Regions from separate parts of the Mus musculus genome. Here region 2 is linked to region 1. A link is a contact called in ENCODE Hi-C data. All regions are on one chromosome and are shown on one strand. Each heading gives the region's core, a stretch centred on a gene start or an enhancer-like site at or near the end of the contact. The rest is flanking DNA. Distances are from core to core; before and after follow the strand shown. Region 1 holds the start of Elavl1 (ELAV (embryonic lethal, abnormal vision)-like 1 (Hu antigen R)). Region 2 overlaps Cers4 (ceramide synthase 4).

Evidence for each region. A loop is a pair of places that touch in the nucleus more often than their neighbours do.
Region 2: a loop to region 1 is called in a map of adrenal gland, with 2.5 times the contacts of the local background. The contact joins the enhancer-like site here to the promoter of Elavl1 in region 1. A Hi-C loop is called at or near these places in 2 of 37 maps with a recorded cell type or tissue (adrenal gland and heart).

Annotation. Positions count from the first base shown.
Region 1 is chr8:4,323,763-4,326,506 of GRCm38, reverse strand. It overlaps Elavl1 (ELAV (embryonic lethal, abnormal vision)-like 1 (Hu antigen R)), which reads left to right and starts at 1,407. Exons shown (of 6, transcript NM_010485.3): 1 at 1,407-1,621. It also overlaps a transcript of Ccl25 not described here.
Region 2 is chr8:4,510,903-4,513,931 of GRCm38, reverse strand. The region is part of intron 1 of Cers4 (ceramide synthase 4); the gene reads right to left. Among named protein-coding and RNA genes, the nearest start is that of Cers4, 19 kb to the right of the region's middle. Within about 2 kb of position 1,596, at least 1 of the 3 ENCODE cell types and tissues checked has a DNase peak (open chromatin) inside an H3K27ac peak, as active enhancers do; it is heart, where a contact is called at or near this core.

The sequences.
Region 1 (2,744 bases), core at 158-2,657:
GAGTGTAAACCTGAGTTCAACCCCCATATCTCTTATGACGGAAGAACTGACGCCTCCAAGTAACCCTTTGACTCTCACATAGATGGTCACACAAACACATGCATATTATAATATATACATATTATACACATATACACAAACACCATCCTTTAAAAACACGTACATACATACAAACAAATACATACATAATATAAAAATTTTGAATATAACTTTTTTTCAAATCCTGTAGAACTACTTTTAAAAGGTTACCTACACGCAGCGGCTGTGTTGCAGGCCTGTAATCCTAGAACTTGGGAGATGAAAGCAAAAGGATCATTTCACTGACATCCTTCGTTACACAGAAAGTTTAAGGCCAACCTGGATCATATGAAACATCACCCTAAACCCCAGCAATCAGGAAACAGAGGCAGGCAGATCTCTATGAGGCAATGGTCAGCGTGATTTATAAGTTCCAAGCCAGGACTACTTAGGAAGATCCCGACTAAAAGAAAACAAACACGCTAAAAAACGGTGGACAGAGGTAGAGACAATAGAGAAGTTTTCAATCAAACAGGGTGGCATATACGTTTCTGATAGCACTAGTCCAGAACAGCAGCCTCCAAAAGGCACAGGCAGTTGTTTTTCTGGTCACTGCCCGACTGCCTGGCACATAGTAGGCATTTTAAATTTCGAAGGAAGTGGGGCTGGAAAGATGGCTCAGCAATTAAGATCACTGGCTGCTTTTACAGAAGACATGGGTTCAGTAGTCGGCTCCCAAACGCAGTTAACAATAGTCCCCCGGAGGATCCGACCTTCTCTCTGACTCCCATCTGCACTACACGCATATGGTGCACAGGGTTAACATACATGCAGGCTGAACACCCATGCATACACACTAAGAAAAATCTTAAAACCAAGAAATTTTAACTTTAGATTCCCAGAGGCTGACCATGCTGACCACATCCTTTAACCCGCTTCACCAGATAACAAAACTGAGGCCCGGCTCAGTGACGTCAGCCGGTGCTCAACTGCAGGCAGACCGGAAATGTCCGGGCCGGGATTCGAATCGGGGATCCTGTCCTCCTAGCGAGGGCTCCCGATGACCAACTTGCTTTCTCTGGACGTAAGCGGCTGCACAGCCCGCATTGTGAGGATCACACGACGTGCGTTCTATAAAGAGCGCCACTCTTTGGCCTCGACGTCCAGACGGCGTCCACTGCGGGCCAGGCTCCAACTCACCCTCTCCGCGGCCATCGCCAGCCACTTCGCGACTCCACTGGGCGCCTTGGTCCACCGCGGACGACGCCGACAGGAAGTCCCGCCTACGCCGCGCGCACCCGCGTACCGCGACAGCCATGCCAACCAATGAGCGTCGCTTCTTCAAAGACACTGACCAATAGCAGAGCGCGCTGAGCAGGGGGCGTGTCTGGGCCGCGGGGCCGGGGAGCGGGTCGTGCGCGCTGAGGAGGAGCCGCAGCCGTCGCCGTCGCCGTCGCCGTCGCCGTCGCCGTCGCCGCTACCGCTACCGCTACCGCTCTGCCGCCGCCGCCGCCGCCGCCACCGCTGCCGAGGCCGTGCGGAGCCGTTATCGCCGCGCCGCCCGCCCCGGAGCAGAGTCCCGGGCCTTCCCGCCCGTGTTCAGGTGAGGCCGGAGGCTTCGGCGACTTCCGAAAGAGTAGGCCGCGCTAGGGCCTGAGCTCGCCTAGCCCCACGGGCGTCCGCCGGGCCTGCACCGGCCGAAGGCCCCAGGCCGCGGTAGGCCTGGGTATGGAGACGCGCGTGTGGGCCGCGGCTGGGCGAATGGGAACCGACTCTGTTTGATTCAGGTTGGCGACAAGCCTCCGCCGGGCCAGATTCCTCTGGGCTCCCGCGAGAGAGGCGGGAGAAGGACACAGCGTGGGCACGCGCTTTGGGGGGCCGGGCTCCGAGGCTTGGGGGGCCCCGGATAGTTGATCTCGGAGGCCCGGTGATCCGGGGGTGGAAGAGTGGAGCGAGGACCTTGGGCGCCAGAGGTCATGGCCCACAGACTTGCTCCCTCGGGAAATCCCATAGATTTCTTTTGTGGACGATTTTCTGGACACACCGCGACGAATCATGAGGTCCTTTTAGAAGTGTGCAAACCTTTCGTCTGTGTGTAGAAGTCTAGAAGAGAAAGGGGAAATTTTTTCTTTGATCGCCATCTCTAACAAAGCTGTTTTAGGGACGTTTTCATTTGTAAAATAACGTGTAAATATTAAAAAGGCAATTGCACGCTGTTGAACAATGGGTAGTGATGATGGATCTTCCCTTTCTCTTGTCTTCTGCTGCTAAAGCATGCCAAAATGGGTTTGACGCCTACTATGTGGAGAGCAGGTGGAGAACTTTTTTGCACTAGACAGAGCTTCCATTATCGGAAGTGTCCATGTGGGACACCGCTGGCCAGAGCTCTAGAAGAGGCAAGATCGGATGTTAAAGCTTTCTTAACCTCCTTGTTACAGGCAGTTAGAGTCAGATAATGGTTGGTTGGGAGGGCCTGGCTGCCCTATGCATTGCAGAAAGTTGGATAGCATGCCTGGCTTCTTCTGCCTACTGAGTATTAGCATCTCTGCCTCCTACTTCTTCCAGTTGTGAGTACCAAAAACACATTGAGGCGTTGCTAGGGTTCTTTCTCTCGTTTTTTTCCCTCCACCAAAACACATACACAGAGAGGTGAGAAATCTTTAAGCAGTCTTCCTGGAAAAGTTCTTCCAGCCCTATCCGATGATCTGGGTGAAGCACCTAAGATC
Region 2 (3,029 bases), core at 347-2,846, 190 kb before region 1:
TGAGGAAGTAAGATGAAGGGCTTCAGGGTTCCTCAGTTTCCATTTTCTCCTTTGAAACTCAGCTCCATATCCTCACATCTCATATATCCAGTCTGAAATATGAGTACAACAGATATGTACTTTACTGGGGAATGGAGTGGAGGTGAGAACAGGAGGTTCCATCCTGGCTGGTTTAATTCCTGGCTCAGTCATTTACCAGTTATGTAACCTTGGGAGCAGATGCCTTGCTCTCTCTGTGACTCAGTTTTCCCATCTGTAACTGGGATCCACAATAGTTCATTCCTAATAAGTGGCTGGAAATGACGCCTACAGCCGTGTGAGAACAGTGCCAGTAATGATTTGGGGGAGGGAAGTGGTCCGAGAAAGACTGAGGGGTCACTGGTATGTGGCAGCTTCTGGATGATGCTTTGTGTGGTGAGTGGTTTATGCGTACATGGGCAAGTCCACGAGCTCTGCATGTACATGTGGAGCCCAGAGGTAGACCCTAGGTATCTTCCTAAATTGTTTCCCACTTTATTTTTTTGAGCCAGGTTCTCTCACTGTACCTATAGTTTACAAGCTGGCTGGAATGCCCAGTGAGTACCCAGGATCCCCCTGTCTCTAATCCCCAGCACTGGAATCAGAAGCATTTCTGTGAGTGTCTTCTTGCTTGCAGAGCAAAGGTGCCACGAGGCAGTGGGTGCTTTTCTTCTTCATGCTCCACTCCTCAGGTCCCCACACTCCCAGTTCTGAGAGTGGAACCCAGAACCAGGCTAGGCAAATGCTCTCCAATAACACATACACCCAGCCCCACACTGGTAGATTCTAGACAGACAATCTACTTTTGAGCCACAACCCCAGTCCTATGATGGCACTCTACCACGAAGACATGACCCTTGCCCCTCACTGGGGGATTCTAGAAAGGGTCTTTTCCACTGAGTCACACTCCCAGATCCACAATGGTAGATTCTAAGCCTGTGCTCTACTGCTGAACCATCCCCCCTCCCAGCCTCTTATTAAGAGGAGCCTAGGGAGGTCCAGCCCTCCTGGTGGGTTCTAGGTAAGGATGCGCCATACAATTCCAGCTCCTTACTGGAAGATGCTAGAAATATATTGCGTCTGCAGTGCCGGGATAGGTCCCATGGCCCGTCAGATGCTAGCCAAGCACTCACCAGTGAGCCACCCCCACCACATCCCCCAGCACCTGGTTTTCAAAGTCAGGGTCTCCCAGAATATCCTGGCATTCAAAATCCTCCTGCCTCTGCCTCCCCAGTTCTGGGATGGAAAATGTGCATCACCACCAGTTTTCTAGGTGATTCCTAGGCAGTTCTCAGCCTGGAAACCCTCCTGACCTCTATTGTCCTTCCCTTAAATTCTATGCCTTGTGCTCAAGTTGGGTTAGGCCAGAGCAGCCTACAGGGCAATGAATGTGAGCGAGGTCAAGCAAAGAGTCAGTGTAGGTTGCTGCGCCAACATGTCCGGTCTCGACCTTTATTATCCTCAAGGCCCTCCTACCCCTGTGTTTCTCCCTTCTCCCTCAGCTTGCCAGCTCTTTGAAGCCCGGCTGGCTCCTCTCCCAGCCAGGCCCCTCCACCTGGAACTCAGCTGATAATCCCTCTTACTGACTAAAAATATCCCTCGAGGAGAGAGACCAGGGCTTTGTGCTAAGGGGCCCAGCATAGGGACCAGCTAAGCTGAAGGGAAGAGAGAGGCAGGGAGGAAGGGAGAAAAGAAAGGCGAGGGGAGTGGAGAAAGAGCTAAATATCCTACCCTGCCCTGCCTACGGTGGGGGTTGGGGACTGCTGTGTGTTTAAGTTTGATCCTAGCTGTTCGGAAAGTCCTGTTGTAACCAGCCTAACAGGGATAAACTCACTCTAAACAAACACTTTGGGCCCCTCACTTTGGCTATCAGAGTATTGAAACAATGAGCCCCAAGAAACTGGAATTTCCCCCCACCCTCAACCCCAGCCCCAACCCCCAGGAATCTCCAGCTGGGAGAGAAGAAAGTCTAAAGCCTGGGCCAACAGAGGAGAACTTTCTCCAGGAATGAGGTTTACACTTTGCCAACAACTTGTCAGACCACCTCGCTGAAGACAGGAAACCCAGACAGCACTGGACGGGACCACACCTTGACTGAGATGGCTTAGACATCCATAATTCTGGCCTCTACTTAACTCTTCACCTCCCTTTAGGACCCCAAACACAGTTTTGGGAGAGTCTCTAAATTTCTTTGTCCCACTTCACAATGTAGCCACACTGAGTAAATCTGCTTTTCACTGTTAATTTGGCTGTTCTAATTGACATATGGGGAATAAGTTGCCAATTCTGGCTTGTTGGAGCACAGGCTGTCACCACAAATCCTATCACACCAGTACCCCTCATCAACCACCAGAACTTTGCAGGGAGCAGGAACTGCTTTGTTTTGTTTTCTGTCTTTCTGAAAACAAGATTATGGGAAAGTAAATCAATCAAGACCTCCCTGACACATTTCCTGGGGAGGCCCATTCCTGCCTGGGCTCACCTGATTCCTGCAGGTAGAGGCCTAGAACTAAACACATCAGGGGCTCTACAAGATGAGGGGAGTGTTTTCAGATTGCTAAAGCCAGTCCTGCACTGGACTCCTAGCTGTCCTTTCCAAGTGACCCTGGCTCCCCCCAGGGCAACCAGCAAGTGCTGATGACCAGACAGACTGAAGGTCCAGAATACATCTCACAAAGATCTCAAGGAAGGCCCTAAGTCTAAGACTCTGCCTTGCCCCACCCCCTCAGAGGTTGCCATGTTTCTGCCCTCCACACTTGAACCCTGATCACCCCCTCCCAATTCAATTCTCAATGAGGCAGCTTGTTGAGTACTTTACCCAGGACCTCGGTAAGTGGGAGCGCTTGTCCCCAACCTTCCTCTAGGTGGAGGAGAGAGCCAACTACTTACTGCAAGTTGTAGTTGCAGTGTCACATGTGTGTACACATGCACACATACGCTTGTAAAAATTGTTTTAAGTGTCAATGCTAGGAGCTGGGTGTGGCACACATCTGTAGTCATAGCCCTTGGAA